2 separate regions of the Homo sapiens genome follow, and region 2 is linked to region 1. A link is a contact called in ENCODE Hi-C data. All regions are on one chromosome and are shown on one strand. Each heading gives the region's core, a stretch centred on a gene start or an enhancer-like site at or near the end of the contact. The rest is flanking DNA. Distances are from core to core; before and after follow the strand shown. Region 1 has its middle 20 kb from the start of SYCE1L. Region 2 holds the start of GAN (gigaxonin).

Evidence for each region. Hi-C counts contacts between places; a loop is a spot of excess contacts on that map. Pooled maps may share reads with other maps.
Region 2: a map of CD4-positive, alpha-beta T cell shows a loop between it and region 1 (6-fold over the local background). The contact joins the promoter of GAN here to the enhancer-like site in region 1. A Hi-C loop is called at or near these places in 2 of 168 maps with a recorded cell type or tissue (CD4-positive, alpha-beta T cell and CD8-positive, alpha-beta T cell) and 3 of 50 pooled maps.

The regions. Positions count from the first base shown.
Region 1 is chr16:77,218,097-77,221,089 of GRCh38, reverse strand. It overlaps the pseudogene VN2R10P. Among named protein-coding and RNA genes, the nearest start is that of SYCE1L, 20 kb to the right of the region's middle. RefSeq lists an enhancer at 505-614. Within about 2 kb of position 1,514, at least 2 of the 41 ENCODE cell types and tissues checked have a DNase peak (open chromatin) inside an H3K27ac peak, as active enhancers do.
Region 2 is chr16:81,313,485-81,316,477 of GRCh38, reverse strand. It overlaps GAN (gigaxonin), which reads right to left and starts at 1,516. Exons shown (of 11, transcript NM_022041.4): 1 at 1,198-1,516. The coding sequence starts at 1,364. RefSeq lists silencers at 640-909, 930-989, 1,130-1,469 and an enhancer at 1,480-1,679.

The DNA.
Region 1 (2,993 bases), core at 265-2,764:
GACTTATTGAAGGTGTCAGGCAAACCCATGGCCAGGAAAGCCAAGGTAAAGCTCCCCAGGGTCAAGGAGCCCAGGTATCCTAGGACATGGTAGAAGACAGTGCTGAAACCTCACTGCGTGTGAGAACTACAGATCCAAGCTTAGAGAGTGTGTCTGTGTCAATGAAGGGAGGAAAGTTTCTCAGCCCGAGCTGACAGATCAGGAGACAGATTCCACTTGGATTAGGGAGAATATAAAAAGGGCAAAATTAGGAGATCCTGATACCAATCACCATCTTATTCTCCCTGGCATTCTGGCCTTCAGAGCCAGAACTACAGTGATGGTTTTGGTCAGAATGATAGAAATAGCCATAGTAAACACAACTCCAAATGCTATTTGTTGGAGTCACCACGTAGCTGTGTGGGGGTGGCCAATGCATAGGGCAGAGCAGAGGAAGCACAGTGTGACGGAGGCCAGACTTTCAGCAGGGTGCAGCTGAAAGCCCATGTACTGGCTTTAACCGAGGGGATTTCCTGCTGCTTCACAAATACCCCAAGGACCACTGCAGTAAGGACAGAGAGGCAGGGCTGTGCAGGCCAGAGACATCCCCAAAGGGCCTTCAAAAGCCAAGAAGTTCACATCCTTTGGAAGACAGTAAATTCTCTGACTATTCTGATATTGATCATCTGGACACTTCTTATACTGAATAGTATCTGAAAAACAAAGCAATGGTTTTTTGTTCAAGATTCATAAATCCTTACTGATTCCCAGAAACAAAAAAGTCATTTTTGGCCTTGTAGGGCACCTTGTCCATCTCAGTGCTATACTCAAATGTCATGCTTTTTAGCATGTTACAGAAGCAATAATTTCAAACTAACATGCCAATTCTCTCCTTGGTTTTATTTCCCAAAATAACATTTTCTCTCATTGTTCATTTCTCCACATGCCAACGAATTATTTTCCATTTTCTTTCATAATGAAAGCATTATACTCCCTTAAAAATTTAAATATCCATTCTCTAGGCCAAGAGTCCACAAACTATAGCCTACAGGTCAAATCTAGCCATTAGTAATTTTATAGGGCTTATAATCTATGAATGTTTTAATACTTTTAGATGGTTGCATTTTAAATGGTTATACAAGTATTTACATACTTTCAATTTCACCTCTTGGCTTGCAAAGTCTAAAATATTTACTATTTGGCCCGCTAAGAAAAACATTTCCTGACCTCTGCCTTCTCCTGGATTATTTACACAAATGACAATTATTTTCTAAGAATTTACACTGAACCAGATGCCTTATTAAGAATGGGGACCTGTTCAACTTTTAACAGGTATCAAAGAGGCCCTCAGGTTCTAATAGCTAAATATTTCTTAGTGTATCCCTTCCACATTTCGAGGTAGAATTCCATCAGCTTGATGTGGCAGGAAAGGTCTTAATCATCTTGTTTGTACATAGGTTTCTGGCCTTATCTTTTGTCATAAACTAAACACTGGATCAAAAGATTCTGATGTAGAGATTTATGTATCATACTCACAGTGCTCATGCCTTCTCGCTTTGCCATGACCTTCTTCAACAGGGAGTTTCTTTTGCTCTCTTCTTTGCTTGACTAATTCCTACTTGCCTTTAACAACGTAGTCAACATTACCTGCATTAGGATGTGCCTGCATGCCTCCCCACACTCTAGTATGTACCTGTGTCTTTGAACCCTTTGTCCTGGGTTGCCTTCCTCATTAGGCTATGAATTATCAATGACAGTATAGTTTTATTAAACAAACCCTGAAAAATTAGATACCTAAATAGACAGTCAAGTAAAGAAACATACGAAGAAAAATATTCCTAAAAATACATTTATTGTCCGGGCGTGGTGGCTCACGCCTGTAATTCCAGCACTTTGGGAGGCTGAGGTGGGTGGATCACCTGAGGTCAGGAGTTCAAGACCAGCCTGGCCAACATGGTGAAACCCCATCTCTACTAAAAATACAAAAAATTAGCTGGGCATGGTGGCAGGTGCCTGTAATCCCAGCAATTCGGGAGGCTGAGGCAGGAGAATTGCTTGAACCCAGGAGGCAGAGGTTGCAGTGAGCCGAGATAGTGCCACTGCACTCCAACCTGGGCAACAGAGTGAGACTCAGTCTCAAAAAAAAAAAATTACTGTAGCAACATTATTATCAGGTAAAATAGAATTCAAAGAGATATACAGAGGAGAAGAACACATAAAATAAAAATTAGGCCAGGTGCGGTGACTAACGCCTGTAATCCCCGCACTTTGGGAGGCCAAGGCAGGCGGATCACCTGAGGTCGGGAGTTGGAGAACAGCCCGACTAACATGGAGAAACCCTATCTCTTCTAAAAATACAAAATTAGCTGGGCATGGTGATGCATGCCTGTAATCCCAGCTACCCAGGAGGCTGAGGCAGGAGAATTGCTTGAACCCGGGAGGCGGAGGTTGTGGTCAACTGAGATCACACCATTGCGCTCCAGCCTAGGCAACAAGAGTGAAACGCTATCTCAAAAAAAAAAAAAAAAAAAACTAAACAGATAAAACAGACTCTTTTCTCCTTTAGAAGGCTCAATATAATGATACTAATTTCCTGCATGTTAATGTATATATTTCATTCAATACAAATATCAAATAATAATAGGGGTTTTTTGTTGTTGTTGCTGCTGTTTAATTTTTTTTGAAACAGAGTCTCACACTGCCACAAGGCTAGAGTGCAGTGGCGTGATCTCTGCTCACTGCAACCTCCGCCTCCTGGGTTCAAGTGATTCTCCTGCCTCAGCCTCCCTAGTAGCTGGGACTACAGGCTTGTGCCACCACATCCAGCTAATTTTTTGTATTTTTAGTAGAGACAGGGTTTCACCATGTTAGTCAGGATGGTCTTGATTTCCTGACCTCATAGTCTGCCTGCCTCTGCCCACCAAAGTGCTGGGATTACAGCTGTGAGCCACTGCGCCCAGTCAGGTTTTTTGTTTTTTTGTTTTTTTTTTTTTTTTGGAAATAGACAATATGAT
Region 2 (2,993 bases), core at 267-2,766, 4.1 Mb before region 1:
CCCCACCGCCAAAGAGCGCAAATGGATTCACAAAACAAATCCAAGAGAAACCAGAAGTTACAAGGGCACTTGAATTTCTTCTAAGTTTAGCACAGATATCTCCCCAATGCAAAGGTTAAAAGTGTAGCGTGCGTGGTGGTTTTGCTGGGACAAAGCGCTAAGAATACACATCATTTTGCTTTTTCTGACCTGTCAATTGTAGTGATATTCTCTACCACTAGCTTATATTTAACCAGCTTACTGGTCAGTTTCTCCAGTTTTTAGCATTCCCCCCTTTCCTTTTATTAAAACAGCAACCTAGTTTGCAAGAAGGTTGCTAAAAGAAAAGATAGTCTCCTGCAAGATCTGATACACTTGTATAAGCACTGTCTTATCAACCTTTTAATTAACCTGGTTAGTTGAGTTGGCAAATCAGGTTAAGCTTTGCTTTACTAAAGTATTAAAATGCCCTTTGTCGCAAGGCTCTCACGGTCCTCGGGTTGTAACAGCATCCTGAGAATTCGCTACAGTTTACTTCAACGTGTAACTCCTCTTTTAAACAGTTACCAGAATGGAGCGGAAAAGACACGTTTGGCAAGGAGAATTTCGCCCGGAGGTTCGGACTACCAACCCAAGGAGAACATCGAGAGGGTTTTCTCTGCCTGCACCCAGCGAGGCGCTGTCTGTCTGGCCTCCCAGCGGGCAGGGCGCTCCCCGCCTGGTTGGCGGCGCCGGCCCAGCCCCCGCGCGTGGATTCAGAGGCGAGCGACTGGCGAACTTCAGCGGGGACCGCGGGCCCGGCCTGGGCGAGGGGGTGACTCTTCCCCGGCGCGGCCTCGCCCAGCCCGCAGGTGCGGGTCCCGGCCGGCCCAGGACGGCGTCTGGGGGCCTCAGGGTCTCCGAGGTCGGGCGCTCGCCGCGGCGGTGGGAACCGGGAGGGACAAGGCGGGGGATCGCGGCCCGGGTCCGGGGACAACTCCAAGGGGCGCGGGGGTCCAGTGGGGAGCGCGGGCCTGGAAGCCACAGAGGCCGCCTGGGGGACGCGGTCAGCGGGGCCGGGTTCCGGCGCTTGCCGGGAGGGACGCCGCGCCAACGGTGACGCGGGGACCCCGGCGCCGGGGACAGGGGACAGGGTCTGGGGGCCACGCCCGGCCCGGCCGCCCCGCCTCCGGCTCCGGGCAGCACCGCCGCGCCCGCCCGCCGTAGCCCCCTCCCCACCTGATGTACGGGCTGGCCGCCGCCAGGATGTTCTTCTGCACCGGGATCTCCTCCCCGTCGAGGACCAGGTGCGCGTCGCAGAAGCGAGACTCCTCGCGGAAAGAGCTGAGCGCTCGCAGCAGACGCGCGGCGTGCTGAGGGTCAGACACGGCACTGCCCTCAGCCATCGCGGCGCCCGCTCCTCTGCCGACGGGTCCGGCTCCCGACACCGTCCGGCCGGACCCCTCGAGCGGCCCGAGTCCTGCGCGCGCGCCCGCCCGGCCCGGCTCTCCGCGCTCTGAGCAGAAGCTGGAGCCCCCGGGACGTGCCTGTGCTATCCGCGGCGCGCTGGGCCGGCGCCTTTAAGAAGCCGCGTCATGAAGTCATTTCTCCGCGACGCCCCCGCACCGTCGCTCCCCGCCTTCTCGCCTCCGCTGCTGGAGATGGCCAATCAGAAGCCTCCTTCCTCCGCCCGCCTGACCAGCTGCGGCTGGGTGCAGCGGAAGGTGTCTACGGATGAGATAGGTCGCTCCCGCGATGGAGGGATGTGCGGGCGGGCTAGGATTCCGTGGTTAAGCCTGTGGCCTCTGGAGCCGCGAGTTTGAATCCTGGTTGCAGCTGTTCCACTTACTAGCTCTGTGGCCATGGGTAAGGTGCCCATCCTCAGTTTCTCCGTCTGCAAAATGAAAGCGAATTCTTAGTGTTGTTGTGGACTCATGAGATGATGCATGGAAGCAAGGGCGAAGTCGCTGTAGCTTTCTTTATTTATGAGAGAAAAGGAGCTGCCCAGGTGAGAGGACAAAAACCCGAGAAAACAGACCCGGAAAAGATGGTTTTGGTTGCGGGCTAGGAAGGAGATGTAGCAGATGAAGCTGGAGAAGTCCGAAGGAGGCCTTAAATTTTGCAGGGCCTCCTTGGTGTGGGAAGGAGTTTGGTTTCTGCAGTGGTGAAGAACCATGGAAGTACCGTATTTAGCAGGGGATTTTGTGCAGGTCACTCAGCTCCTGCGTGGAGAATAAGGCGGGGATGGATGTGCTAAAGGCAGATCGATGCTTAGGTATTGCAGGACTAGAGAGAAGGGAATGGGCACCTGGATGAAAGGGTGATGCGGGGGCGGGGGTAGACAATAGTGGATTGTTTTAAAAGAAATTGTGAGGGAGAGGGAGTTAAGGATAAATATTCTGTTTGAGTAACTGCATGCATGTTTGCACCTTTCAGGGAGAGCTAGGAAATGCTGAAGGGGTGGGCAGTAGAGAGGCAGATGTTTAGATTCAGACAGGCTCCCAACCCAGTGAAGATCAAAGCTGTGATAGAAAGGATCGCTGGGTCAGCTCAGCTGGCAGGCCAAGCCCCACGGTATCTGAAGTTTCCCTGGAGGTTGCTCAGGGCACATGGGAGTGTGGAATGTAGCAACCATTTTGTGCAAACGTTAGGGACTCCATAAGCCTCTAAAAAATTAGCAATTGTATGAGGACTCCGGACCAGAAGAATGTGGCTAGCATTCCAGGCAAGACAGGATGGAATTTTCACTGTCCTTCAACCAACTGAAAGGCTCCAATAAAGTCTTGGGTATTTACCCTGAACCAGCCAAGGCTTTGGAGTCACTGGCAGGAATCCGAGTATCTAACTGTTTTCAGGGCAGAATAGATGGGGAGGGTACGGCTGTGGAAGACACATGCATTTCCACTTTCTTCTGTAAATGCAGCTCAGTGTTCCCGGATGCAATGATAAAGATGTCTAGGATTTGCTTCAAAACAAAACAAAGGGATGGGGAAGCAGATGGGAGTGTAGATGAGTCAAAAGTGGCCGCAAGTTAC